Regions from separate parts of the Homo sapiens genome. Here regions 1, 3, 4, 5 and 6 are each linked to region 2. A link is a loop called in an ENCODE intact Hi-C map of the cell type or tissue named here. Cell type or tissue: dorsolateral prefrontal cortex. All regions are shown on one strand. Region 1 overlaps PDE1C (phosphodiesterase 1C). Region 2 overlaps PDE1C (phosphodiesterase 1C). Region 3 overlaps PDE1C (phosphodiesterase 1C). Region 4 holds the start of PDE1C (phosphodiesterase 1C). Region 5 overlaps PDE1C (phosphodiesterase 1C). Region 6 has its middle 130 kb from the start of PDE1C.

Region 1 (5,000 bases), 160 kb after region 2:
GTTGTAGGAGTCTTTATTTTCCCTGATTCTTATTTTAAAGTGATTCCTGGTTTCTTTGAAATGGGCCATTCTGACAGACAAGTGGTCCACATAGCCCAAATGGCCACACTGCATGTTCTCAAGTAGAGAAAGGTCTTTATTAGGTGTTTTCTGTCTTTTGCTTGCAGCCCTTAGGGGAGTGATAATCTAGTTCACGATAAGGTAATTAAGGCAGGGAGTTGCCCCTCACCCACAAGGATACCCACAGCATAGCAATCCTTCCCTTCTCTTGCATACAAACCTCACTCAAGCCAGAGCAGGGACTGGGACTCAGATAACAAAAGCGGTGATAAAAATGAACTATCTGCTCATAGTATTCCTTCTAAATAAAACACCCATACCACCTTTCCACATCTGGCTGTTTTTCTTACTCATCCTTAAGCCTCAGGTGTCATCTACAGAAAGACTTTTCTGAACCCCCAAACTAAGCAGATGTAACTAAATCTTTACATCTTTATCCAAGAACTTAATATTGAAATTCTCTATGACTTTGTACCTTTGTCAAATAACTTATATTGAAATTACCTGTCTGGGTCCTATATCTCTCCAATTATGTCATTAGCTCCTTGAGGGCAGAAACCACATTTCATTTTTTGTTTTGGTTTTGGTTTAATGTCTCACAGTGCTTGACTACTAATTGCATAGTTCCACTCAGTAAACCTGTAGTGAAATGAAGAGTCTGAGAGTGGAGTCAGGTCAAAATTTACCTCCATAAATAAAATACACTCAACTCAAAACATTCAGTATGACTTATTTTTAAAATAAGTACTTTCAATTTGTTCAATCTCTCAGTAGTATTATTAATGCAAACCACATGGACTGACTTTCATTTTGCAAATCTCACCTACCCTTTTTAAATATATGGTGGAAACATAAGGTCCCTGCCCACAGATCTATGCATTGCAGAGCCTACTAGAAGATAAATACAGGGATCAAAAGAATAACAGTAGTAGGTGACACCTAGAATCTTAGGATAAAAGGGTTGGATTTCTTCTTTTAGCCTCTTTATGCAGACCTGCAAGTTTTGCCTTCACAGCCTTGAGGATCATCCTGAAGCATGAGACACAGATTCTCCCACCTCCGCCTATTGCAGACCCCATTCCAACAAATCCTCCAATAAATGAGATCCTGAAGAATTAATCTCCCGCACAAGCAGAATAAGTGCCTGAGGGAGGCCAAGTTTTGCAGAGAGTTAATTATGATGAAGGAAGACATTCTGTGGCCATTAATTTTTATTGGGAGGGCAGGCATTATATTAACAGCTAGTATATATATCTAGAATTGGGCCATATAGCATACACGCATTGTCTCATTTACTTATCACAACCCTTTGAATTAGGTACCATTAGTAAGCCCCACCCTGAGAATAAGCTTAACTGGCCGAAAAATCACAAAGTTTAAGTGGTGGAAAATGGATTTAAATTTACATCTCTCAGACCCCAAAATCCATGCTCTGAATGCTAGTGATATATTGCCTTTTTACAGTCTTCTGGTATAATTATGCTCCTACAATGTTCCACCCAAGCCAGTGGCAAAAGTAAGTCACTGATATCAAAGAGGGGGGATCATCTACCCTATGAATCTGAAGACAAAAAGCACCCTTTAAACATGATTCATCTTCGACACAAGAGACTAATTTAAGAAACATTTCTTTCTATTCAAAATAATGATGCTAAATGGGAAGCGATTTAAGCTTTACAATGGCTTCATCAGAATCTCATCTGTCAGATCTCAAAATCATGCTCCCAGAACATGTTTCTCAATAGAATGAATCAGCAGGAAAGAAAAGCAGATGTAAAGCAAACAGGTGAAAGTATGAAGTTAGCAATAACTGTGCTCATGGGCCACCACCACCATCAGCACCACCATCATCATCCTCATCACCAGTATTATATTGTTATTATTAAGTACCTTCATTCCCAAATAGTAGCATTATGTCCTCTGAAGGAATGGGGCTTCTGTTTACCCAGCAAACAGGCACTGTTTGCATTACCTTAAGGGTTAACCTACTTTCTTGATAATGGGTCATGAGTGAGTAGGGGTGATCAGTAAAGATAGTACTATTACAAACAACAGAGCACACTTGTAGTTACTAAAATTATCCAAAAAATCATGGCAAAATTATCAAAGATGTAGGATTATGAATTTGGTATGACAGCAGAAGGATGATTGCACATCTCACAGTCCATATTGCTCACATCGGGTTCTCACATGCTTTAATTGCAGTGCTAATTCTGAGAATTCTTGATTATGATCTAATGGTGGAACACATCTGAAAGATTAAAGAACTGATTGTAGAAAAGTCAACACAAAGTCCTCCATTTATGTACATACCAGAGTGCAGGACAACGGGGACGACCCTGTCCCCTGGTGGCAGAGCTCCGCGATTCAGAACCTCGCAGCAGGAAGGAACTTGCCTGTGACTCCACATTCAGCCATGCTTTCAGAAGCACTGGACTTTTATCAATTTCTAGGGATATTTGTGTTGTCAGGGTATACTAAGTAGGAATCTATTCCCATTTATATTGTGATTTGCTTTGTACCTACTAATTTTCACTGAAATCACTATTATAATTTACTGTCTCTACCCCCACAAGTAAGGGATGGAACTTCATTTCCCAGTAAATATATTTTGTTTTATTGCCTCCTAGGTAACAATGTGCAACAATACCAAAGTGTTTCATTTAAGACCTGTGATTTTGTGCTTTTCAGGACTAGTAAAATACAATAGCATGTGGAACTTATGATTTCTAATTTGTTTCAGAACGTAGTATACTGTGTTTATATAAGCCACACAATATTAACCCTTCAAGACAACTTTAAAATCTCTTTCAAAGCATGATTAAAAGTACGTCTAAAAATTTTCCTTGTGAAATGTAAATGTATCTAATACACCTATAAAATCTTGTCAGCTACATTTATGAAACATAAGTCATAAATTTACTACATAAACAACAATAAGTCAAAATAGTAACATTGATAACAATTGCTAAAATGTTCTTTACACTTACTAAAAGCCAGGATATACACTTAACACTTTTAATCTTTATCTCTTTTAACCCTTACAACAAACCCACAAGGTAAGTATGTTATTCTCTTTTTAAAGAAGAAGGTACAGCTTAGAACTATGTACCTCAACATTGGCACTCTAACATTTTGGATAATCCTTTGTTGTGGTGGAAATGTTCCATGTACTATAGGCTATTTAGCAGTATCCATGGTCTCTATTCACTTGATACCAGTAATATACCCCATATCCAGAAGTGACAACCAAAAACTGTCTGTAGACATTGCCAAATACCCTCGTAGGGCCAAATCAGCCAAATCACCCCCAGTCGAGAACCACTGGCTTAGAGAAATAAAGTAACTTACTAAAGGTCATATGCTTAGAATATAATTGAACAGAAGCCAGGCATTCTGACACAAGAATGTATACTCTCAATCAATGAAATACAGTGTTGTTTACTCTGTGATAGTTTAAAGAACATAAATTTTCCTCAAAATAGAAAACTAAAAATGAAGACAAACTGTAAATGCCTTCCCGTAGAAAGATATTCTATGGCCACAAGAGACTGTGCCCTTCCAAAATTTTCCTTTCCTAATTAAGGTCCATGTCCCAATGCCTATTGCCCTTACGTAGCTTGATCTCCTGCCCCACCTACCCCAATCTTCTTTAAGTCCTATTCCATGTGCCCCAAAAGACAGTCACCAATCCCTTGTTAAGGCTGATTCCATGCTTTAGTAAATAAGATCCAGACTCTGCCTCACAGAGCCCCTGAAGAACAAGACCTGTCTGCTTCCTACCTGTTCCCTTAGATGACCCAAGACTTCCACCTGTATCATCTCAAAGTGTAAGCCTTCTGCATAGTGGTCACTGAATTCCGGTACTGAAGTCCCAAGACTTCAGTGACTAAGGACTTTCCACACACCAAAGTCTTCCTATGTGCCTCACATAGACTATTTCATTCCAGGCTCACAAGAACCCTAGGAAGCAAATACTATTTCCATTTACCAAAAGAAACAGATTCCAGTAGGCAGGGGAAACCCACACAAGCATTTCACCAGGTTCACGACAGGACTCAGATTTTAACCCAAGTATGGACAACTCCAAACCCCTGCTCTGTATTCCAACCCTATACTCTTCCAATTTCATGGCAGGGCAAAGACTACAGACACACCCTTCCAAAGCATGTTCTCATCTTGCCATACTCCCTCCAGCTTGCTTAGAAGTTCATCATTCCAGCCCCCTCTCCTCGACATCCCAAATTTATGAGAATAAACAAAGCAGAGCTGAGTGTGACTTCACTTGTGGAATAGAAAAGGGAAAAATTCAGGCAGTGACCTCACGAACTTTGAAAAGGCAGTATCGTATTAAATCAGAGGATAGAAAAATACAGAACATGTTTTCTCTTATCCGATTCTATTTTTGTTATTTACTTTTTTTATGCATAAAGAGTTATGTATTCATGTATGACTGATCACATCGCTTCAAAGCACTTTAGCTGTTAAGTACGAAAATAGACAATTTTGAAAAAAGAACCTGGTGGTGGAGGTGAGGATTTTTCCCTTTCAATCACATTACTTAAATATAGCTTGTTGTTTTTTTGTTAAGTCTTCATTAAACTTTCCTGAGAGCTTCAACTTTTAGGTTAAGGCCAAATACGAAAACTTTCAAACATAAAATGTCTGAAGAGAAAAGAACAATTGGCAGAGTAGAGAAATGAACTACCAAAGGCAGATCTTTTTGACGTTGATTTATTCAGCTTTAAGCTGCTTCATTTGGGGAAGAAAAAAAAAGGAGGGGCTCCACAGCTGTAAAAATCTATAAAGCCAGGCTGAGCACAGTGGCTCATGCCTATGATCCCAGCACTTTGAAAGGCCAAGGCGGGTGGATCACTTGAGGTCAGGAGTTTGAGACCAGCCTGGCCAACATAGTAAAACCCCGTCTCTATTAAAAATAC
Region 2 (5,000 bases):
CATGTGACGTTATTTTGTTTAAAAATATAAATGGATACTTAAGAGACTTTGCAAAGTATTTACCAAATCACAGCAACCCAGTCCTCTGAAGTAGTGATCCTAAGTGATGACAATTAAGATTCTTTCCAGGTTGCTACCAAAATTTAAATGTCTAAATTCAAGGAAAATTTTCAAAATAATGCAGTTCTTTATTTGCGCACAATGATTTAATCATCTAATAGCTGTGTTTTGCTGATTTTTCAAACTTGTTCATAGGTCAGACCACTAGAATCGAACACAAAGAGCAATGTTAAAATAAAACCTAAAATAGCATGTCATATTTACAGTAAACCCAACTAAAAATCATCAGTAAAAGTAGCTGCCAATGTAAAGGTGTTTGGATTTTTTTTTTCCTTTAGACTTACCAATTGGGGTGGAGGTAAGCGGAGGAAACATAACATTTGGAAAAAAGCTATGATATCGAATTTCCTTAAATTAGAAACCAAGTGTGTCAGCAAAATAATAATAATAGTAAACCATACAAATCTTAGATTACTGTGAAATACTTTCAGATTGGAATTTGGCAAATAAAAGACATCACAAATACTGACAGAGAAGCCTGTCTAAATTAGGGGGAAAAAAAACCACACCTTTCGTATTCAACATTTCAACATTTTTCAAAAGAAATGCAATTTTATAACTTTCAAACGTATGTAGTAACTGAAACCGCTTTAATACGTTTAGATAATTCAAGTGGAATAAACCTGCTAAGTAAATCAGCGACATACGTAAGACTGAAGAGGGAATGCTGGGTGCTTAAGAGAACACATGCTTCTCGATCACTTCAGGAGCCTCCATTTACTAATGGACATTATGAATTAAAACATAAACTCAATTTTTAGACTAACACTAAAAACATACAATAATTACAATGGAGCTCTATATCTGATTTTTAAAATCTTAGTGGATTTTTAAAAATTCGTTTTTCTCCTCTTTCATGATCTCACTTCCTTGTCATGGCGGCCATATGAGATTTGTTCTATTAGCTCCTTTTATAGATGAGGCGGTACAGAGAGTAAGTGACTTGTCCAAATCTATCCTCTTTGTTTGTGGAAACTAAAACTCAAAGATGAGTAATTTGAATGTCACCCCATTCCTGGCATGGGGGACAATTTCAGAAAAGCCATTTAAGAGAAAATTTACTATCACTATACTAATCTCTTTTGTTATTTTTAGCTTACCTTGTTTCATCAATATACACAGATTCAAGCACTGTGGCTGCATATTCCAAATTCTTCTTAAGATCTACCACTGAAGCTTCCCCTCTCTCTAATTGTTTGACCAAAGACCGTAATCTAGAAAAATAAAAAGACATAATTTCATTAGAATAGAGGAAACAAAGAATAATCCTACAACTATGGTGATACATTTTACAGTCATCGAATATTCTCACTTATTCTGATACATCTGAAAGGAAAATAATTATGGGACCAAAGGAGCAGGTAATAAAATAAATGTATACATTTTTGCCATTGTGAAGTAAGAAGAAAAAATTTCTCTCCAACCAGGCACTGACCATACTTTCTAGCTAGCTTTTATCTTTATGAATCCTAAATTATCAATGATTTTGCTTTTTCTCAAATTTTCATCTTTTTTGTTCTATGTGGATGTAGTAAAGCCTGACCAGCAGCAAAATCACCAAATACCTCTTGAGATTCTGCTCTGTTGAAGGCACTTGGTCCAGCAGTGGCCCCAGATAATGGCAGCCCCATGACCCAGGCATGTCCCAAGACAGATGAAAACATATAAACCACTGAGAACCACAAGAGGGCTACAGAAGGAATAGATGAAAGTAAATTGTTTTACTGGACAGAAAAAATCACTCTGAGAGGAGATAAATACCCTAGTTAAAAAAGAAAAGAAAATATGAGGATTGATTTTAAACCGAGGAATTCCAGACTATACAAGAGAAGCAATAAAACATGTTTTTTCTGTTATTTATATGAACATTATCTGCACAGAGGACTTAGTATTCATGAGAACAATAAAATGACTACAGATGATCAACATGCGGTAACTGAGAATACTGTAAATACCACAGAGATTTGGAGATTGGGCAACTCTTCAGGCTGTTTGATAACCAGCAATGAAAAGAGTAGAGACTTTGAAGACGAACTGGGGTTTGAAGCTCACTTCATAACTTATTAGCTGTGCAACCCTAGGTAAGTTATGTAACATCTTTGAGTGTTATCTTAATGAAGAGCAAAGTATGAAATTTCTAAAGTTGACCTAAAGATTAAATGAAATTGATATAGAGTATGTGACTCGGTTGTTCTTTGAAAAGGCAATCGTTATAGCTATTGTCATTATTCAATGACTTTGATCACCACAGATAACCAAATGAGAAAAATTCTAGCAAGATATTTAAAATGATTGTCAAATCTCCACTTCCCGTTGGTATACGCAATCTGTTCTCACCTTCCTGACATCAAAATATCCTCAAATAGGTTGCCTTCATGGCAAGGTATAGACTACTCCCTTCCTGATTTGCATGAAAATGACCCACAATAAAGAATGAGAAAAAATCTTGGATCAACCTTAAAAAGTAAGCAAGAGGGTCAACCATAAAATAATTTCCAGGAGTTTCAATGATATAAAATACAAATAACATTAGATTCAGGTAGTATCTACCTGAATTACGAATCTGCAATATATCAAACGGAAATATGCAAAGGAAATCAGCAGAGGCCCCTGCAGGCTTGGAGGTGAAGGTCAGCCTTGGCAATGCCATTAGCAGCACTGGGAAGAGTTCTGAATTTCAGAGGCAGCACGAGACAGGGAGTTGGCAGGGAAGGGCATGCCAGTCACTCACACAGAAGGATAGCCAGCCTGCCAAAGAATGGGGAGACAGCAGCAGGGAGCTCTGACTGCTGCTCCAAATAAGGATTGGAAGCTCTTTAGCAAAACACATTCCTGGCTAAGTCTGCCTCCAGTTCTGATTCTCACCTCAAGGTGCCCAGCTATCCCCTAGGCTGTTTGGACTCCCAAACGAAAAAATGAGAGTAAAATTAAACTTTTCAAAGTTTAGTCTCAAAAATGAAAGTAAAATTAGACTTTTTAAAGTTTACTCTCAAACATAAGAGTAAAATTAAACTTCTTAAAAATGCCTCTCTCCATTTGGGGCTTACAGGTTCTATCAGGAACTGACATGTAACTCTAGTAGAATCCATCTCAATTCTAGAACCTAAGAGGAAATGACAAAAACCAAGAAAATGATGAGAAAAATTATAAGAGTAATAGAAGTAAAAGCCAGAAGATCCTATCTACCTATAATAGAACTTCCCTAGGAAATAAACAACAGAAGCAGCTTTAATTGAATAAGTTTTCCTAGGCTAAAGTAAAACCTGTATAAGCAGATGAAAAGGGATCAAATACAATTTTTTAAAAGTAAATGAAAACATCAAATGTATGCTACTGTAATTTTTGATTTCAAAGAATAAAGAAACAAACTTGAAAATCTTTGAGAAAATGAAATATAATACTTACAAAGTAACAAAAAATTGTCCTGGCCATCTACTTCTATCATGTCAAACATCAAAAAGCAATTTAATAACAGTACCAATTTTTGAGAATAATATGGGAAACTTCAAGACATTTATATCTACATCTACAGAGTTACCAAGTACATAAGAAGCCAATAAATACATTCTCAGGTGTCAACAACTTCAAAATTTATCATTCATATCCTTTCCAGAAAACAAAACAAAAACAAAAACTTTAAGCACAGTGGTCTTCCAAGGGAGTGAATTCGTGAGTCTCCAGTTAAATGGATTGTTGATTCATGACCTAGATTTAACTAACTCAAACTGTACCAAATGGACAAGTAATTTAAAAAGATTCTGGAAAGAAGAGACAGATAAAATAAAATGCTGATAATACAAGGACAACTAAACATGAAAATGAGCTGACACGTCTCCTTTTACTAGGACAATCTCCTATTTCTCATACAAACACTTCCTCTCCCACTTTTACAAACTAAAAGCTAATTCTCATCAGTTGAAAAATAATTGGAATTATTAAGGACATTATATGGACTATGGATGTATAGCCACTAATTTTTAACAATTCCCACTCCTGGGAAAGCACAGTATTGAGAGAATCAAGTCATGAAGGGGCCTCATATCACCTTGTGATCAGGGGGCTGGGACCCCAGGGCCAGAAGAGGAGTGGGGCCTTCAGGGAAAGCTTCACTTAGAATCTCACTCAGCTGTTCCAATGAGTAGCACTGAAATCGGCTCCATCAGGGAGACCCAGGCTTTGTGCCACAATTAGCAGAAAATCAGCCATTCAGAGGCTTCTCCCTGATGTAGTCACCAGTGGTGCCAGGCAGACATTAGGCAGTCACATTTATGCATTCAGTGTGAAGTTCTGACCCAACAGGAAGCTGTAAATAGAAAGCAAAACCCTAGCCAAGTGGTTTCAACAGATCCAGAGAGGAAATGACACAGAAATAATGCACCTTTTGGATGCGTGGGAGGCACTAGAAATTTATATGTAACCCTGTCTTTCCAGCTTATGAGATGAGCAGAAGATTCAATCAACTTCCTGGCAGACAGTGAGGGAACCTAGAACAACCCGTCACTCTGTTTATGGAAGAACACCCAGCTGACATTCACCTTTCTTTACTCAAGGATGATGAAACAGAAAAAAAATTCATGAAGAGATGCAGCAATAAAGACAGAAGAAAATACAGCATTCAAAATGTGAAAGGATTCACTTTTGAAAAAAAAAATCACTAATGGAAACAGAAGTGAATTTTAGGGAGCATCTGCTGTGTGTTCAATACAATTCAAAAAAAACCCATAGATCTCTGAAACAAAGGTAAAAGCCCAAATCAACACAATAAGAAGTTTCTTTAAAAAGAAAAAAACATGACAATAGAAAGACTACAAGAACTTATTGTTAAAAAGAGTTAAGTGGTGACCAGCTTTGTATATACCCATCTCCTGTTTGGGTGTCAC
Region 3 (5,000 bases), 180 kb after region 2:
AAGCAATTTTTACGACCTTCTTCCTGGGAGCCCGTCTCCTGCTTAAATAAACATCAGTAAGAAAAGCTAAAAGCAAAACTATCTCTTAATATCTGTGACGGCACTGCCAAAGTAGATATAAATCCAAAGGATTAAGACAAAATCTCACTCTTCACAGATCTATCCCTGTAATTAGGGGAGGAGTAGGGTTTTTTCTAATTGAATTATTCACAGAGCTGTTTCAATTCTCTACTTTGTTTTTCCCCTTGTAGATTTAGCCAGAACAAAAACTGTAATCTTCTGCTGAATTTCACTTCAATGTCAGTCTAATTTTTCTAAGTCTTGCCTACCCACTCCTGCAGTGTTCCTTCCCTCTCCCCACTCTGTGCCCTTCCTCCCAACTCTTATCAAAACTGACTCCTGGCAGAAAGCAGCTGCTGGTCATTTACAATTCCAGGTGAATTTGAATCAGTGCCATGGCTCCTTGGGAGCATGAGTCCTTCCTATTTCATCCAAAATCCTATCTTGTAGTAGCATCATCTATGTAAGCCTCCCTAAACACACGCTCTATAAATCTCAACAATTTAAATATGGCAAAATGAGCCCATTGTCCAAAATACAGGGAAAAAAAGCGCCAACTAGCAGATGCATTTCTTGGGACCATTTTGAGCTCTTCTGTCAACTGAAATCAGATGAGCATTGGAAGCAAATTTTCCTGAGCTATAGTAGTTACCTTCACTGAAACTATGCCAAATCTCCCAGAAATTGGTGCTTTGAACGATTCTTTCATTTTTTTTTTAACAATGACTAATTTCAGTCAGTGATTTTATAGTCAGAATGGCAGTTCTGAAACAACATTTATGAGGCTTGATTTATGATAATTAATCCTTCTATTTCACTAATGAGCTAGGAAAGGCCTTATTTATGAAAGTGTTTAAATTCCTCACAGTTAGCAGACACGGTTTCCAGTGACACCCACATGGAATGGTATACTAAATGCAATAAACTTTTGTGGGTCATCCTTAGACAAAAGTCAGAGAGACAAATGAAAACAAGTGGCAGGATGTCAGTCGGAATTTGAACTACTCCTAAAACATCTGGAAGGAGCTTTCAAAGATTAATCTTTCACTTCCATATTTACTAGATGTATCTCTAGAGTGTAGGAAAAGTCTTGGTTATTTAAGCATTTTCTTTGGTTGGAATCTGGATAAACAACAGTTTAATGGTCTTTGGATATCCAATTGTGACTTTCAGACAAAATGCTCCATGCACTCTCATACTGATTGTCTAAATTATTGCTCTTCTGGTGGCCTTAAGGGAAAGGAAAGCTGTATTTTGGCAGAATATTGAATACCGGGTCCTTGCAATGGGTCCTTGGATTTGGGTAGAAATAGAAGGAAGGCCTTAAAGAGCAGAGAAAGGGCATGAATGGGCAGAGGTGGTACAGTGAGTGAGCGCTGTGGCCAGAACTGTGGACTGCTCCAGGAGACAAGGCCCAGCCATATCCATGGAGGCACCTCTGGAGCAGGCACAGGAGGCCAAGCCCCCTCAATGGAGCCTAAACTGCAGAAAGGCCTCTTGCCAGAGCCAGAGAGCCTCCACGCAGCCAAGCTTCACTTGGCCCTTCTGCAGTGGGCTAGGCTCCAGGCTTCAGGTCTCAGCCCCATGGCATGTGCCCTCTACCTCCCAGAAGGTCCGTGATGAGGGCTCATCCCATTTGGCTCCCTGGGTCATGGCCTCTTTCTGCCCTTGGAATACTGGGAATGACCATACTGGTTTCTGTCTCTGTTCCAAACCTATGTTTTGATGGGCATGATACCAAGTAGTCAATATAAGTTTCAAGTAAAGTTATGATTATTAGCTGGCCTAAGTAAATGCCAATATTTTGAACAAGTAAATGCCAATGAGAAAATATACATAAATTTTTGGTCTTCTGAAACCTTCCTTCAGACTATTTAGGGGTCACACTAAACTGTATTCTCTACTTACAAAATTTATAGATATATTAATTTGGCATCATTCAGATATACACAGAATTTTCCTGCTTACTTTGCTGGGCTGTAGATTATATCTCCAGACCTGTTTAATCTCCAGACTCACTTATCCAACTGCTCTTGCCTTCCCCATATCTCCCCTCATAGTCAGTATGTCCCACACTGAACTCATCCCATACTGAACTCTCTATCCCCCATTCATTCTGTTCCCACTCACGACAAGACCTGCAAACATGTTCCTCCCTTAGTGATCCTAATCTAAGAAAAAAGAACCTGGGGATTCAAGCCAAAACCCTGCGAGTTGACCTTAATTCCACTTTCTTCCTCATCCCCCATATCCAAGTCCTGTTGGATCTACCTCCTAAAAAGTTCTCACATCCATGCCTACTGATAATGGCTTCCCCTTGCTGAGGCCCCCTGGTGGATGAAGTCGGACCTGGCTCCTCTCCAGCTGTGTCTGGAGCCTTCGCCTCCTTCCAGTCTGCGCTGCAGCCACTTGGCCTTCTTTCATTTTCTCAGAGGGGCCATGCTCCTTCTTGTCTTTAGATCTTTACAGGTATAAACATCCCAGGCCTTAAATGCCTAGAATACGCTTCCCTAACTCTACTTAACTACAATTTACATAATCTTCATGTCTCAGCATGCGTCTCTTTTCCTCAGAGAAGCCTTCTCTGAATCCCGGACCAGGTTTGGGTCCTCTCTTCTATGTTTTCACAGCTCCCTGTGCTGGACTTCTTGCAGCACTCGTCACAGCAGGTAGTAATTTATGGAAGTATTGTTTAATATATTCCTCTACTGTAGGCTGAACATCCCCCGAGGGAGGGAGCCTTTGTCTTGTTTCCCACTAATTCCCTGGTGCTTAGCACAGCACCAGGCACATAGTAAGTGCCACAGAAATATTTGGTAAGTGAATGAATGACTGAATTTTCTGCATACAGATGTGTATTCCTTCAACTATATGAACAAAACTCATTACCTAAAATGATCAATTTTTATATCTTCTGGATGGAATGATTCTCTTTAGTTTTTTCATAATCTCACAAGCTAGGAACATCTAGCTTTGTCTTACGGTCATTAAGACTCATTTATTTTGTTTAATAACAGCTGTCAAGAGGACTCTGTATAAACAGTACAATAAAAGCCTGAAGAATACCAACACTTTACACGAATTCAGTATACTTCCTCCAGAAATAGAGTGTTGCATTTGTTGTAGAATTCATTTTTATTGCTAGTGGGAAACTCCGATGATGGTCATTCTCAAAGCTGTCCCAGTCTATTGTAATGTGCCTTATATTTGTTAAGTTGGTGCAAAAGTAATGCGGTTTTTGCCGCTAAAACTAACAGCAAAAACTGCAATTACTTTTGCATTAACCTAATAACAATTATTTCTTTTAGTTGTTTCTCAAAAATCCAGGAGATAGGTCCTATAAACACTTTTCTTCCATGTGGGGAAATGGAAACCAAGGAAAGTAGTCTTCCATGAGCCAAAGAAAATTAAAGATTGAAAACTAGAGATGGTAATGCAGAAACCTCTCTGCTGAGGGCTGCTTCCCAACTGACAGAGGAATGCTGTAAAGCTCAGTCAAGATATTAAGCACTTTGCTGCTAAATATTGAGTTGTAATTAACTAATACACTAGCATAACCAAATTACAATAATCAAGTGATGATGTACTAGTAAGCTGCATGAGTATTCAAGTAAAGAAAATTTCACTGTAAATGTGAGAATCTACTTCTTTTGATATTCACATTTTTCCCCTTTAATATACATTAAGAATGTATTTCAGAGAGATTTAACTTGATCTTTATTAAGAAAAGAAAGACTCGAAAACAATCCTTCAAACACAAATGTCTCCCTTCTCTGAATCCTAGCATGTAGCGTCCACATCACTTAGTCAGCAATTAATTATTGCCCTCTTTTTTGTTGTTGATTTTTAACCTTTTCACATGTATAAGACGTATCTTGTTTCCCTCAATATATTCTAAGTTTCCTGATGGTAAGGATTTTCTTCTGATATTTTCGTATCCCTTCTGAAGCTCCTAGCACCTAGTACATAATGGAAACCCAATAAAAATATGCTGAACGATCTGGCAATTCCAATTGAATGGGAGAGTAAAAGGACCAGTTAATACATTAAATATGTAATCTGGGGGAAACAAACAACAATTTTTTAAAGTATTCTCCTGGAATTGCTTTTCTGGTAAGATTCAGGTCAATGCCCTCTTCCCTGGGTCATCTCCTTGCAAGGATTTAATAATAAGAACCAAGATTCTCAGACCCACCACTCCAGGCCAAAGGTCTCTCCATGGCTCCATATTGCCATCACCAATAGCTACTTGAACATTCCAGAGGCTACCAATTTAACATATCTATACCCAAGTTTATCATTCTGCTTTATCCTAGCCTGCTCTTATCTCCATAGTCCCTAACGAGGCAAATAACACCAAATTCACTGAGACATCTAAGCTGAAAGAACTCAGAAGACAACAGCTCCTCTTTCTCTACTCTAAATCTATGTTCTGTCAATTCTCATTTCAAACATGCCCCCTGTTCTTTCATCTTCAGCAGCGCTACCCCAAATCAGGCATCTTCCCCAACTGGTCTCCAGGCCTCGAGTCGCATCTCCAATCTGTCCTCCACCCTTTTTCCAGAATTACAATCCTAAAATTCAAATCTAATTTTGTTACTCTCCAGCTTAACATCTTTTAACAATTTCTTATAACTGAAAGGATAAAACACAAACTTCTAAAAATATTATGTATCATAAAATATATATATATTTCTCTAGAAGATATGAAAGAACACCTAGAACACAGCACTTTTTTGTTGTATAGTAAAATGTGTTCAATTACTCACCTCCTCAAACTATGAGCATACATAATTTTGAGTAAAACAAAAAGTAAAATTTTTAAATGTCATGTATCACTACCCAGCCTCTGCCTTCCTTTCCAGCATCACCTCTCATGACTACACTTCTATCTGTCCCTCAGTACTGCACTAGATGAGCTGCAAGAGGACACCACACAT
Region 4 (5,000 bases), 190 kb after region 2:
AACCTGGGCAATGATGTTAATAAAACCTGCATCCTAGCTAGCTCATGGCTCATTGTGTTGACAGGTCTCACGGCCATAAGCTGTCCTAAATATATATTTATCTTCATTTTGAATATTTAAAAGCTCACATTTGGGTTTTTATGCTTCACCACCTATTGATTGAGCATCTACTATGTGCTAAATGCTGTTCTAGGTATTGCAGTGAGTAAGTATGTGTCCTCATGGAACTTACATTCTAATGGAGGAGATGAAAAATTCAACAATAAATTAAATACGGGCGATACCAACAAGAAGGAGATGCGATAACATTGAATAATCCAGGCGTGAGTTGATGATCACATCCTGAAGTGAGATGTCTCTCAGACAAGCTGAACTGAATTCCTGACCATCTGTGGTCACCTACAGAGCCCTTTCTATAAAGGTGTCATGGTAATATATTGGTATGAAAATCCAATTATGGTTTGAGGCTTTCTAAAATGTTGAAAGAGCAGCTTCCTTTCTCTTACTGACAATCTGTTGTGTGGACAAATATGCACACACCCTTCCTTCCCCTAAGGGTTTCTATTTTGTGGACGGCAAAGTGTTATTCCAAGTTGTGGACTGCAAAAATGTTATTCCAAGTTGTATAAAAGAGTGTGTGCTTTGGTTTCCAGAGTCTTTAGCTATTTATTCTAGCACTGCTGTTATGTTTAAAAAGAAGAAGAAGAAGAAGTGGTAAGGATCACATACTGGTAAAAATATGTATAATAATAACAAATAATAGCATCTCCTTTTCAAATTAGAAAGTGAAGCTATAATCACCCCACACTTTTCATGTTCAAAAGCACTAGGTTCTGAGTAGATACAAGAGACTAGAAAATGAAAATGTAGTTACATTACACTGCAACACCTTGGAGAGAGAAGCCTAGCAGATATGAAACTGAGAAAGCTACACGACGCAGTGTTGTAAGTGCTAATGCTTTTCCACACAAGTTCCCGCCTCAGCATTGCTGATTTGACCAAACACTTGTCTCTAGCCCAAATGTCTCCATGGAGTCGGTTTAAATTGAAAAGCAGTCCAAGAGAAGAAGTTCCTGGGTGTATGGATATGAATCCCTCTAGTCAGCATGGCAAGGAATCCAGCTCGACAACGCTTTCACATTATACACTTTGGGCCCAGACTTTGTGGACACAACAAACTTTCTGTGTGCAGCACAATACAATCGGACGTAATGTTCACTAAATATAACATGAGATTACTGTAAACACCACTCCGAGAGCTGCTGCGTTGCAGGCATCTAAACTGTCAGGAAAGCCTGCCAGCCAGAGACAAGGTTTCCAAATAAATTTACAGTCTCCACTAGCGGTGGCTAGACAAGTCAAAAATCAAATTATTTGGCATGGTTTCCCATTGAAATCAATGGCAATGAAGCTCACTTGGACTATATATGGAATGGCTTTTATAAATTGCACCTGTCAATAAGGACCCCTTAAAGAAACACATACTACCTTAATGCTTCTCCTTAGAAACTTTGAATATCAAGCTAACTTAGATCAACACATTTTTTATTTGTCTTTTGTTTGTGTGTGTGCTTTCAAAAACAATAACAGCAGCAAAACAAACAAACTGGCAGGAAGCTGGTTTTCCCATCAGTGCCCTTGTTAGAAACAGAATGTCTAGAGAATATGCTTGGAGAAAAGCCATATTTTTAAACCACACTAGATATCTGATGCCAAATGACTGATGAAAGTAGTATCTAGTAGTAATGGAAGGTGTCTTTGGGACCTGCCCAGTGACTGAGGAGCAAGCTGTGAATATACAGCTATCCCTCAAGCTCCTGACTGGAGTGACCAGCAGTTCACTGATGATGAAATATTTTTACAGAAAATACCATGTATTTTCAGGTCACCTCTCCTCAGTACCCAAAAACAGACAGAACCCAATGAAGTGAATGAAATTCAGAGATCTCCATCCATCAGGGCAACTAGAATTCTGGCCACTCTATTTCATTGTTCAAATATTGCAAGAAAACCCCAATATCGTTTCTGCCCCCCCTTTCTCCACAAGAGCCTTTCCTTCTAGTAAACATTTCTCCACCAAAAAGAACCCCAGGAAATATCAGAAGTTCGACTGGGCTAAGGAGAGGGAAAAAAGAAATGTAGCAGCCAGAATGCATGTTGAATTTTAACTGTTGGTAAGTTCTTGGACCACCTGCCCAAGTGTATGCAAGCAGTTTGCAGAGAAAAATTCTTCCTTCAATTAAAAGTCCCTGTCTGGGTCTCAAACTTTTCTCCCTGGGCAAAAAGGATCAGAAACACCTCATTGAGTATTGGGCCACCATAACTGACTCATCAAAGGACATCTCTCCTTCCCCCCAAAAAAGCATGACTTGGAACAGCAAGGCATTCTAAGACAGAAAGACAACCCTCTCTGTGTTGGAAGAAAAGTAGCAGTGACTGTAATTAACAGAGCAGCAGTTGTGGAACTTCTAGGGTTGTATTTAAAGGCCCATGCAGGAACAGGGTGAGCAGTCGTGACTGCGGCTGTGTGGTAAAATAAGGATGGGAGCGGGAAATGGGGCAGGAGAAGTAAATAGGTATACTTACAGCCCGCGGAGCCGAAGCCAGATTTTCTCGATCTGTTCCGGTTGCAGGTATTTCAGAGAGTTGCTCTCAAATTCTTCAATCTCCTTGGTTGGCGACTCCATAGCTGCAGGTAGGTGACCACTGGCGGTGAAGCTGAGATAGTTTGGGCTGTCCCCTCCCCGTCTCCTCGCCCAGCTCGCGATGCCCAGCCAGGCGCGGCGCGCGTTTGCCCGGCACTTTCTCGGCGCGCTCCCCCTTCTGCGCCCCCAGACTCCGACTTAGAGCGGACTCCGATCGCGGCAAACCATGGCCCCAGGTGCGCTCCGGAGGCAGCTGCGGGAACCAGCCATGGTCCCGGGCTAATGCCCAGGGATAAGCACAGGGATAGGGATAGAGATAGGGATTGGGATTGGACTCCAGCTCCAAGAGAAAGCACCTCGGGTCTATTCGTATTCTCCCCCTACCCCCAAACAAAGCCACAGAAGCGATCAGCGCGCAGCTAAAGGGTTTGGAGGTGAAAAGGAGGGCTGGGTGGGGAGGAGAGAAAGTGAGAAGGGAGAGAAAAGCGGCGGCTGAGCAAAGCGGGAGCCGGCGCGGGCGGTGGGGCCTGACCCGGACGCCGCGCACCCGGCTCCGCCCCGCGCCCAGCGCCCCGCTCACTCCCTGGCCGCGCCTGCCTTCGCGCCCCTCTGTTTTCTCTCACTTACCAGCAGCTCTGCTGACAAGCGAGAAAACTGACAAGTGAGAAAAGTCGTCTGTCAGCGCCCGGGCTGGTGTCTGGGCTGTCACCGCGGGCGCGGAGGGAGGGGCGCGCGGGCACCGCCGTCTGCCGGGCACACGCTGGGCTCCGACCCCGGCCGGGCACACTCACCCCCGCAGGGCAGCCGCGGCCACCACCGACCTGCGGAGCTGCGTGGGCTTCCGGAACCCTCACCTCAACAAGAGCTCGGCTCCGCGCGCAAGTAGGAGGGAAGGGAAATCCTTATCCTCCCGGGGCCAGGGCACGCAGAAGCCGCGAGGCTTCGCGGAGGTTGGGCCTGGAGGTCCCCCACAGCCTCACTCTCGCACCCGCCACAGAACCGGATCCATTTTGAAATATTGAAGCGACTGATGGGGACGAAGGGAACCACACACCACACTCAAAAACTCTTGATGTTTTCTTGCTAAAGGGGCTCTCTCGCTCGCGCTCTCTCTCCTCCCTCATTCCCTCCCTCCCTCCCTTTCACCCCCCCACCCCCATCTCTCTCTCTTGTGCGGAAGAAAAGGAGAAAATATACCAATAGTGAGGAGGTAAGTTTCTTCAGATCAATATCACACGCTACTCAAGAGGGTCCCTCCTGGGTGCTGGCTGGGCGGCTGTGGATGGTGACAAAGTTTCAGCTCCACAAAGCTGCAACTCACTGTCAGGGTTCCCCTAGTTCATGAACAATGTCAATAAGGTAGAATGCTCTGGAAGAACGGGACCAGGTATGAAGTTGGGAGTCAGGGAGGGAGGACAGATGAAGAGAGGAACCAAAGACTGGGGGAATCCATGCCCAAGATGATTGCAAGCGACATCACAGAAGGGTCCGTCAAACTTCCTTCTAGGTGAAGCCACCACCAGGGGCTATTTCAAACCTGGCTCTCAGGGTTCCTGAGATTCAGGGTGGGGCATGCCCTATACAGTATTTTTCCTCAATGACAGGTAATACTTCTTTCCATCACACTCTCAGAATTATTTTCCTATCTATTAGATGATTACCTGCTTCCCAAAAGCATGATAAACTTAGAAGTGAGGACTAGTTTCTCTTCACTGCTCAAGTAAAGTTCCATTCACCTGACCTTAACAAAGGAATAAAATGGTCTCTAAATCATAAATGCTCACCCACTTCATAATTGGCATTCATTTTCCAGAACTTAGAGGTGAGAGTGATGAGGATGCTTGGCTGGCCCCATGCATTCTAGCAGAGAAGGTAGTAACTCAAGGTAAGACAAAAGACCTGTTTGATGAAAAACGACTTACCTACTCACCTGCCAGGTAAATCTGAAGTCGCCCCATTAAAGGCAGCCTTTTAAGGTTTATGGAGGCGCATATATTTTCACTGAGTTAAGGTATTATTACTAGGCAATGGTAACATTAAGCAATATTTTAACATGGAGTTCATCTATCTGAATAAAACCAATTACCCTTCCAGTGTCACCCAGCAGAGAAACAGTGCCCTGGGGAAATAGAATGTCACAAGAGGAAATTTTTATAGTGACGTGTTTTGAGAATGGAAGACAGCAGCATGGTCCCCAAATGGGGTATTTCCATTAGTGTGTGCACCTTGGGCAGCCTGCTGGCACCATGTGGAAGTACAATAATGATAATAACAGCAAACAAGTGTCAGAAACTTTCCATAGCCCAAGCATTGTTCTAAGTGTTCTACTCTCATGTAATACTCGAGACTATTCTA
Region 5 (5,000 bases), 95 kb before region 2:
TAACCAAGCTCTACAAATGAAAATAGCAAATATATTTTTGAAAATTTTATAGCATATAAAATTGTATAAAAATATCATCAAAGCAAGAAAAAAGGAAATGTATACTCTATAGTTCTACCTCTAGAATCAGTTATTGGACAATACCTATGGCTGTAGGTTTTTCCTATCCATCTATATATATTAATATAATATGTGACTGTATTTCTGTACCATCACACATATACCCACTCAAAGACAAGGACAGTAGTACACAAATTCTACTCCAAGATAGGTCATGAGAGGGAAGCAAAGACTATACAATGATGTGTCTCCAGGACAATCTATTTAAAACCCATTCTATAGCCATGGGGTTTTAATGGGCTTTATTTTAAATGAATTACCCTGCACCATAAACTGACTGAGAAATGATCCTGCAGGTTCAGAAGCCAGCACTCATGAAGAATACGTGGCTGAAGCTGACCAAAGCTGAGAGGATGAGTCTCCAGTTGGCACTGCCTCTGGCCTGCAACAGCCAGCATTCACCCCACAAAGGGGGACAAGGTCTCCTCAGGGGAGACTGAATGAGTGTGCCCTGAGCGAACTTAAAGGGCCCACACCCCACTCCCTGCTTCTCCTGGCTGAGCAGATGGCAGCCCAGGCTGGGTGCAAGTACAGTTAGTGAAGCCAGCCATTGCCAGGGTTAATCCACTTCTGCTTGGGAACAGAAGCCAGAATAAACATGAATTCATGTCAAATATGTCTGGCAATATTTTCCAAAAAATGACTAGGGTGGGTATTTAAGAAAACAATCAGGAATTAATATGTTTAAACTTGACCATCATACATCTTTCAGTCCAGGTCATCCACTGCACAATCGTTCCTTGTTTAATATAAAAACAAGAAGCTATTTCAGTGGCACAATTCTTGCTTAATTCAGACATTCCTGGAGAAGCAGCCAGCCTTTTTACAAATGTCCAAGGAGGATCTTTAGAGGCCTGCTTCCCATTTTTCTAATCTCCCTGGGAACATGTTCATGATCAGATAAACTGTCTAATGCAAATGACTCTGGTAACATTCTAACTCTAGTGTCACCTCTGTGCCCACTAGTGTCTTTGGTGAGAGAGAGGAAACCTTAAAAAGTAAAATCTGGCCTTGGCAGGTAATATGTCTCTTGATACCCAGAGGGAGGTTTTATAGGAATATTGTCATTGCTCATTATAATTTTTTTCATTAAGTTCATTTTCTTAGTGATAATGAGGCCTTTAATCATGGATCACAGTTGATAAATTATTACTTTCCATTTGTTCATGCATAAGATCCAATATAACATCATTATTGCAACATTATGTTCTTTAACATCTAACTTTGCCATGGTTTGGTGCTGTACCAATCATATTATTGGTGGAGCAGAACTATGCAGTGATTCCTCATGCTGCACATAGAGAATCTATTTGCTGTAGGAGAGTCTGTTTAAGGTTTTAAAAGTTTCCACTCGGATTCTCAGTAAATCCACTGACGTTTTATATAGATTGGTGTCATCTTCCCTTTTGGAAAGACATTCTCAGATAAATCCTGTTTTAGTGCTTTTTTTTTTTTGTATTGTTCTGTTTTTTTCTTAAATCAAGAGGCCATAGAGAAGTTTTTATTTTATTTTTTCCATAAATTTGGCTATGACAATTTCTCCCAAATTACCTGCAATTTCCTATCTCTGGTAATAAGCTATTTGTGTGAGTAGGGTATGCCTGCATATACTTAGAAGATAAGCCTTTAGCAGTGTGCTTGGCATATAGAAGTTGAATAAATTTTCAGGGAAATTTGAATTTTGTTTGCATTCACAAGTGGATAGTGGAATTCAGTTAGACGATTTTGAATGTGTTTCCTGAATGCTGACCGTGTTCCAAACACTGTGGTGGGCCAGCACTGCGTCTCCTGTGGGGTGTGTGGGCATCTCAGGATCAGAACAAAGTTTCCAATTAGGAAAAAAATTGTTGCCTGAATTCCCTAAATTCTCTTTATTTGGGATAGAACACCACATACACAGATTTCCAATCTTAGAATCTTCTCTATTTCACTATGAGAAAAAGATTTCATGCTTTTTTTCTATTGTTTTTCCTAGGCTCCATGGGGAATGTTACAAAGTAATTTCCATCATCAAAGTCTCTGCTCATAGGTTAAGAAAGAAGAAAATATATTATATTATCTATCTATCTATCTATCTATCTATCTATCTATCTATCTATCTATCTATCTATCTATCTATCATCTATCTATCTATCTATCTACCTACCTACCTATCTAAGGAAAAGTGACCCATGAGAGAAGTGATATTAAAATAAACAGTATCCATACTTCCAAAATATGGATAACAAAAATTGGTCTTCAACTTTTGGATTACCGTCTCACATCCCATGATAATGTTGCTTTTTACTTTACACTTTTGTATCTAAAGGCATGGTTCCAAGTGGAAAATATAATACAATGGCTTAAATTCTACAAATGAATGAACACGTGCACTAGGTTATTCTTTGGCTTTCAGATGTTTAGATATCATTTTACTGTTTAAGTGTATCAGATCCACAATGGGATCCTGTCAAATGTTTTCGGTAGTTTATAACAGCTCCAAAAATGAAATGGACAGTGGAAGAAAGTCCATTTGAATTTAATGGGTTAGAAATGAGTCTCTTGTCTGCTGCCATAAACTATTAGGGCTCATAACCTAAGAAAGATTGGCACAAATAAAATATGGAACAAAGGCCTCGATAAGAATGGGTCATTATGCCACTGAAACGTACCACATTAACACAACTTAAATATAGAGCTATTTGGTGACATGGGGACCCAAATTCAAGGGCTAACTTGTCACATTTTATCCAGGGACGTGTAGAGCGCATGGTTTCGTCTGTGGTAGGACTATCCCTATTGCTGTCCCCACATGCTAGTTAATTCTTAATTCAGGTGTGTAAGCCCTTGCTCTGTGTGTGTAAACCAGAGTAAGATGCCATAATCTGTGCAATAGAATAATGTTTGTCCCAAATTGCTGCTCAACTTGAAGAAAGCTATTTCAAGGGAATTAAAAGACCGCAGAAAATAAGCTAGAGCTTTGGAAATATTGCTTTTGCAGTCAGCACTGATTTGGAATAATTACTTTAATGTTTTATCAGCTCCAGTATCAATTCATAGCATCATATAATATAGCATTTTGTATTTTTAATAGATAACTGCATTTTTACTCAATATCCCTTCGAAACACTTTTTAAAGATTTAAAGCTAAGAGTGAGTTACATGGAGTTTTGTTTTGCTTCACTGAGAGTTTTAGGTGAAGTTCTTTATGGAATGAAATTCTCTTTCTATTCTTTTTCAGCTGATTAATGACTTAAAGCAAATGAAAAACATTTCCATTTTTATTGGTGCTAGAAAAAATGGCTATATTCCTGTTTCTTTTTCAAATGTTGTTTCTTGTTGCTTGTTAGATTATAAAATGGAAGCTGTAGACTTTCTATTTTGACTGGCCAAAAAGCCCCACATACAAAAATACAGAATATAAATGAGGTAAAAGGTCCAGGTTCCAAGGTCAAAAATTGACATACTCTTGGTTATATTTAATTTCAATACAAAATCATACCACCTCTAAGAACATAGCTTGCAAACCAATGCCCCATGGATTGAATGCAGCTCACAGGCATGTTTCATTTGATTAGCACAGTGTTTGTAAGTTTTTGAGTTAGTTGTCAATATGTAAAAATTTGGAGAGAGCTTATATCAAATCCTAGGTATCTAGGACCCCCATCCCCACACAGCTCAAATTCAGTTGCTGCCTACCAACTACCCTGTTTTGACAGCACCCACCCTCTCCAATTTCTCACAGTCCCCATTGCTCCTTCCTGTCTTGCTGATACAAAGGCCCACTATGAATTGCCATTTACCACAATGACTGTGATATTACATGGCTTGCTTTATTCATTTACTTGACCTGCTAGGCCCCTGAAGTCATTTGAATTTCTGGCCACATTATGTGGTGAGGTCATTGTTATGAACACAGGGAGCACAACAGAAAAATCTAAGTGTTTCTCCAAGGCAAAATGTAAAGCTGACAGAAGAAATCTGTTCAAATATCAGCATGCTGTTGTGCATTCGATACTACAAAGTTCTTCAGATCTTTCTGTTGGGGAACATTTTGGCAAGGCAAAGGTCCAGGAAGACCACATACAGTCTCTTTCTTTCTGCCTGAAAAAATGCCAATATTTCACCTTAGTAATAAAAGGACGTTTAAATATCTGTTCTCGTGCTTTTTCATGTAGAAATTAAATCTGTAGTGGGGAATACACTTAAACCTATTGCCTAGCTCTCTTTCTATTACTAATCCCCACTTCATCATCAGCATATTCATGTGCTTCACTCTTGGGAAGGACTCAGAGATTCCTGTGTGACCAATAACCACATTTTAAGAATCACTTTTATCTAAATCACATCATTTAGACTCATAAAATCCCACTTTACTTGCACTCCCTTAGATCCCACCTGTAATTTGGTCTCAAGGGGGCTGCAATGTTATTCTCTTTCCATGCTACATCTACTATTCTTATTTTTTATTCGTGCTATTAATCCACTTCTATCTTGTATTTTTAAAAACTCACTAAAATGCAAAGAATTATCTGCCATATCTCCCTGATACTAATTCCCTTAGCACTTTACTGAATAAAAAGAAGAGTGATGAAATAAAACCACAGATATCCAAAAGAAGATGTCCAGCCAGTGGTAAAAATTTCAGTAACCACTTAGTTATCAATGCTACCAGTGGAAACAATGGGTTCCCACTCAACAGTACAGTCACCAGCTGAACATTCAGGTTTATACTAATGAATGCACAGAGAAAATAAATTAGCCATCAAATAAAGATTCCTATAGAATAATCTTTTTTAGAAAACAAACAGAATTCTGTATTACAGAAGTGGGAAAAAAAGCATAAGAACAATTTTAAGTCTGAAAGGAAATTGGAGAAAACAAATGTTCCTGACTCAGGA
Region 6 (5,000 bases), 320 kb after region 2:
GGACTGTTGAAAATCAAACTGAATTTAAATGGTCTGTCTGCAATTGCAGTGCATATTGTGGCTCTCTCTTGTTCATCCCTTCTTAATCTTCAGTCAAGCTCTGCTTTGACCAATGCCTTTGGTTACTCTCCAGAAAAAGGAGGAGGAGGAGCTTCGTAGCACATCTGAGACTATGTCAGAGCAATAGGAAGATAGCCAGAAGCAAATAGAGGAAAGCAATCGACAGAGGTAGGAAATCAGGGTCAGAAGAACACCACCATCCCAGGTACTCACGGAAGCATCAGGGAGTGCTCTGAACTTCCAAATGTCAGCACACAACAGCAGTGTTAAGCCTCTTCACCTAGATCTCAATGGACTTGGAGCTTCCAGCTGACATCTGGGTTACATGTATCATCCATAAACTCTTAGAAGCTACTTATGGAATCATCAGCCAGTCCACTGGTGGACCACTGGCTAACATATTAGGGACCTAGGGATATGTCTTTGTATATATTTCAAAGACTCTATCAAGCACATTCAAAAAGAGAAGGCAGAGTGAGTCTCAGTGTCCTGCCCCTTACCCCCATACACATGCCAGTCCATCACTCTGACCACAACCACCAATGCTTTCCAGGACACAGTGAATATTCCTCCGCTGGATGGGCTCCTGCAAAGAGCTCATGACCCCATGACAGGGATGTCATACAAGGGATTTGAGCTTTAGACAGAGTGGTGAGCACTGGACTGGATCATTTGTAAACTCTACTTTAACTTGAAATCTTTCAAATCCCAATGAATACATCTGTTGACTGAACCAAGCTGATCGGCTTGCCTGATAACAACTGTGTTTGATGAAAGGGGTGGAGAAATGGGGTAAGATAAGGTGGTGAAGTCCCCTTGTGGGCAAGCAGAGAAATTTTGGGTCAACACAAGTTGGGGTCTAACTGTGGCTCTGAAACATGGATGTGTCACAGGTCACTGGGGGAGCTTCGAGAGGATGATTATAAGTGTAGATAAGAAGCTAGTAGCCAGCTGTCTTGTGTTCTTTTGTGTTGCTTGCGTGGTTGATTGATTGGTTGGTTTTTGTGGTATGAAAACTTAACATGAGAGCTATCCTCTTAATGTATTTTAACGTGAACAATACCATATTGTTAACTACAGGGATTATGTTGTACAGCAGGTCTCCACATCTTATTCATCTTACATAATAGAAACTTTATACCCATGGAGCAACAACTTCCTGTTTGCTCCTCCCCACACCCAGCTCCTAGCAAACACCATCCAATTCTGCATTTCTATTAGTTTGACTATTTTGCTTGCCATAGCACCCTACATGTACGTGATCTCATCTGTCCTGGATCCCTTATATGGTTCTGTCTCAAACGTAGTACATGCCCCCGAGAACACTGAAAGCCCAGCCACCAGCCACACAGTCCCCCACTCATGGCATTTCTCAGTCGTTCCTCCCACATATTTCTTCTTCTTCTTTTTGTCTTCATCCATCCCCAGTTCAAGCTCCCTTCTTTTGTCACCAACCCTCCTAGCCATAACAACTGATCTAGTAAAGTTCCCTGGCTGAACTCTAGCACTGTCTCGGACATGATTTTGAGTTCCCTCTGGGGCTCCATACATGGCATCACCATGTCATAGGTGCTGCCTCCCTCTATTTCAACCAACCCCAGCGATCACCCCACTGCACATCTCTGCCTTCCATTTCCCATCTCTGCAGAGGGAAGGTGATCATTCACCCAGCACAAAAATACGAAGGGCCGCCCCTTGCTTCACTCCCCCATCCACCCTAAGTACTCCAGCTCTTTCACAGGAAAATCTATTTCCAAAAATACCTGGATTCTTAATTAATCTCTATTTTCTTATTGCTTTTGATACCGCTATAGTAGTCCCCCATTATCCGAGGGGGTACGTTCCAACAACTGCCTGAAACCAGGGATGGTGCCTAACATGATTGCTGTTAATCAGAACACGATTCTGCTCATGTCTACCCTCCGCAAATTTAATAACACTTCCATCTTAACTAAGCACTTATCCTGTCCTGTGGCCATAACTTTTGCAGCTTTAGTGCAACAACAAAACTAGCACGAATTTCTGTTTCCTTCTTTACAGTTTCACAGATAGAAAATTCGCTCTCCCTGTGGATCTCAGCAACCTTGGCATACAGTTTTTTTCTTTATTAAGTCAAGAACTTTCACCTTTTCACTTAAAGAAAGCACTTGCTGGCTTCTCTGTGGTGTATCCAAATTGCCAGCATCAGTACTCTTGCACTTTTTACTAAGTGCACTTAGAAATTGCACTTAGGCAATTACTAAATAAAATAAGGGTGATTTGAACACAAGCACTGCAATCTGATAAACGAGAGGGCCCCTAAGTCACTAACGTGTAGGTAGCATCTACACATGGATCCACTGGACAAAGGGAGGATTAACATCGTGGGTGGGGCAGAGTGAGATTTCATCTCGCTATTCAGAGCAGCACTCAAATCAAAACTTGTGAATTGTTTATTCCTGGAATTTTCCATTTCATATCTTCAGACCGCTATTAGCCACAAGTAACAAAACTGGGAAAGTGAAACCGCAGATAAGGGAGGACTTTTGTATTTTCTTGTCCACGATTGCTCATCTTGGGGGAGAAATTAGTCCTCCCTCAGGAAAGCAACCAGAACTCCAGCATACAGCTGCCCAGCCACAAGAGCTCTGTGGGCACTGTCTCCCTCGCTCGGGCTCCTCCAATGCCCTGGACTCCTGACAGAAGCTCTGTCCAATGCACTGAATGCAGCGTCTTTTACGTCCTCTAGAGGAGAGGGATGCCACCAAAATCTGGGCTTTTTCTGCCACACTGTGGCCACGTCTGAACACTACATGTGGCCACGTCTGAACACTACATGTGGCCTTCATTCCCTTACATGTGGTATTTGGAGTTTTTTCCAATGAAGATTAGAAGTTACCTTTTTTACCTATTATCCCCATTCAGACCCTCAAGCCTCAGCTAATGCTCACTTTCTCCAGGAGGACTCCCTTGAATTCACCTCCACACCAGGCTGGCTGAAGCGTCCCCGTTCTGACTCTCCCAGCTCCTCCTACCAATTGCTAGCATTTCCTTCCACATGCTGTATTGTAGTAGTCACTTCTGTCTCCCTAATTAGACTGCAAACCCTTTGAAGACAAACCAACTCATCTGTGTTATCTCCATGGCTCACAGAAGAACAGAAAAGTCTTCAATAAGTATATATGAAATTAAAGAAAAAAGGGAAGAAGAGAGGGGAGGAAGGCTGAAAACTCAAGGTAATAACAACCAGCCACACTTATTGAGCGCTTGTGGTATACAGTCCCTGTGCTTCATATAATGAATTCCAGGTTATCAGGGCCAATATCCACCTCTGCTGCCCCAGCTTCATCCAGCAATTAAAGGGTCCATGTCTGTCCTGTCAGGGGTCTCCTGGACTCTAGTCCTTCACATAGTCCATGACCAGCATCTGTTCTGATGTTCAGTGACCACGTCACATGTTTTCAAGTATTTTAACATTCACCCTTGCATGTGATCATCCACAACAACTTGGAAATAAGCTCTAGCATTGAGGTGAATCTGGCTGGGCTTCTGGGTTGGGTGAGGACTTGGAGAACCTTTCTATCTAGCTAAAGGATTGTAAATGCACCAATCAGTGCTCTGTGTCTGGCTAAAGGTTTGTAAATGCACCAATCAGCACTCTGTAAAAACGGACCAATCAGCACTCTGTAAAATGGACCAATCAGCACTCTGTAAAACGGACCAATCAGCACTCTGTAAAATGGACCAATCAGCAGGATGTGGGTGGAGCCAAAAAAGAGAATAAAAGCAGGCCAACCCCCCAGCCAACCCGTTTGGGTCTGCTTGTGCCCTGCAGAAGCTTTGTTCCTTCCCCCTTTGCAATGAATTTTCCTGCTGCTGGCTTTTTAGGTCTGCACTACCTTTATGAGCTGTAACACTCATTCTGCAGTTTCACTCCTGAAGCCAGCGAGACCATGAAGCAACCCCAAGGAAAACAACTCCAGACATGCCACCTTTAAGAGCTGTAACAGTCATTGCCAAGGTCTGCAGCTTCACCCCTGGAGTCATTAAGATCGTGAACCCATCAGAATGAAGAAACTCCGGACACATCTGAAAATCTTAAGGAACAAACTATGGACACACCATCTGTAAGAACTGTAACACTCACCAGGTGGGTCCATGTTTTCATTTTTGAAGTCAGCGAGACCAAGAACCCACCAGAAGAAACCGATTCTAGACGCAGTACTGTTCTAGGATCAAGGTGTGGAAAATGTGTTTTTAGAGGGGTAAGGTTACCTGCTCAACGCGGCACAGAATTCATAATTCTGGACACAGAATTCAAACCCCGGCTTGACCCCCAGAGCTTACATGGTGGCTGCTGGGGACTCTCCCACTAGCATGTAGGAGACCTTTGAGGATATATTCTGGGGGGATTTGGGGATTGTGTATGCTGATAATGGGACGGCTCACTGATTAGGATGCAGAGGAGCAGGGGGAAAGGAGCAGAAAGGGGCCAGTTTATGCAGTCTTCAATCAGCGTTTTTCTCTAGGTCAGGTGCAGTCAACCAGACACGGCCCATGGGCTCAAGGAGCTGACTGTCTAATAGAGACCGACAGTTGCATAAAACAGACATGTCTAGAGAGGAGGGTTTTTAGGGCCTGGCACTGGAGGGCAGCTTCACCAGCATCCCAGAGAGCAGGACTAGAAAGGGACCCCACAGCCAGCTGACTTCATCCCAGAAGTCCCCAATGTCAGGAGCCACAGTGGGTTCCAGGAGCTCCTCACCAAGTTGAGGCCTGGACCTGAGCAGGGGAGATCAGCTGTTCCCCACACTGCCCTTGTGGCTACGATGCGGTACCCACATGGGGTACTTTCCATGCGGCACCCATGTGAGGTGCCCACCATGCAGTACCCACATGAGGTATTCTTCTAGCTCACCCTGCCCACTGCAGAGCATGGCAGTGCCCACACCCGGTGGCTC

Evidence for each region. Peaks named below come from ENCODE experiments on the same cell type or tissue, not always from the same donor. Only the 100,000 strongest peaks of a DNase experiment are listed, where the experiment ranks them.
Region 1: it touches region 2 in a loop (2.3-fold over the local background); 11 of 110 quality-filtered maps call a loop at or near these places.
Region 3: a loop joins it to region 2, with 3 times the contacts of the local background. A loop is called at or near these places in 19 of 110 quality-filtered maps.
Region 4: a loop joins it to region 2, with 2.3 times the contacts of the local background. A loop is called at or near these places in 18 of 110 quality-filtered maps.
Region 5: it touches region 2 in a loop (3-fold over the local background); 5 of 110 quality-filtered maps call a loop at or near these places.
Region 6: it touches region 2 in a loop (2.7-fold over the local background); 2 of 110 quality-filtered maps call a loop at or near these places.

What each region holds. Positions count from the first base shown.
Region 1 is chr7:32,037,146-32,042,145 of GRCh38, forward strand. The region is part of intron 2 of PDE1C (phosphodiesterase 1C); the gene reads right to left. Among named protein-coding and RNA genes, the nearest start is that of PDE1C, 31 kb to the right of the region's middle. In dorsolateral prefrontal cortex, a CTCF peak has its summit at 2,423 (motif pointing left); a DNase peak (open chromatin) is centred at 2,416; H3K27ac peaks cover 1,566 bases.
Region 2 is chr7:31,879,527-31,884,526 of GRCh38, forward strand. It overlaps PDE1C (phosphodiesterase 1C), which reads right to left. Exons shown (of 18, transcript NM_001191057.4): 3 at 1,221-1,334. Among named protein-coding and RNA genes, the nearest start is that of PDE1C, 190 kb to the right of the region's middle. In dorsolateral prefrontal cortex, a CTCF peak has its summit at 2,779; DNase peaks (open chromatin) are centred at 2,825 and 4,325; H3K4me3 peaks cover 1,332 bases; H3K27ac peaks cover 3,115 bases.
Region 3 is chr7:32,059,947-32,064,946 of GRCh38, forward strand. All of the region lies in intron 1 of PDE1C (phosphodiesterase 1C), which reads right to left. Among named protein-coding and RNA genes, the nearest start is that of PDE1C, 8.0 kb to the right of the region's middle. In dorsolateral prefrontal cortex, CTCF peaks have their summits at 203 and 2,387 (motif pointing left); a DNase peak (open chromatin) is centred at 2,425; H3K4me3 peaks cover 934 bases; H3K27ac peaks cover 4,755 bases.
Region 4 is chr7:32,067,707-32,072,706 of GRCh38, forward strand. PDE1C (phosphodiesterase 1C) reads right to left here and starts at 2,701. Exons shown (of 18, transcript NM_001191057.4): 1 at 2,587-2,701. The coding sequence starts at 2,687. In dorsolateral prefrontal cortex, CTCF peaks have their summits at 2,754, 2,968 and 3,373 (motif pointing left); DNase peaks (open chromatin) are centred at 2,685 and 3,335; H3K4me3 peaks cover 5,000 bases; H3K27ac peaks cover 5,000 bases; H3K27me3 peaks cover 1,160 bases.
Region 5 is chr7:31,784,718-31,789,717 of GRCh38, forward strand. The region is part of intron 16 of PDE1C (phosphodiesterase 1C); the gene reads right to left. Among named protein-coding and RNA genes, the nearest start is that of PPP1R17, 100 kb to the left of the region's middle. In dorsolateral prefrontal cortex, no CTCF peak of the experiment used is centred here; no DNase peak of the experiment used is centred here; H3K27ac peaks cover 2,960 bases.
Region 6 is chr7:32,201,769-32,206,768 of GRCh38, forward strand. It overlaps a transcript of PDE1C not described here. Among named protein-coding and RNA genes, the nearest start is that of PDE1C, 130 kb to the left of the region's middle. RefSeq lists an enhancer at 3,373-4,572. In dorsolateral prefrontal cortex, CTCF peaks have their summits at 2,840 and 3,041; a DNase peak (open chromatin) is centred at 2,783; H3K4me3 peaks cover 610 bases.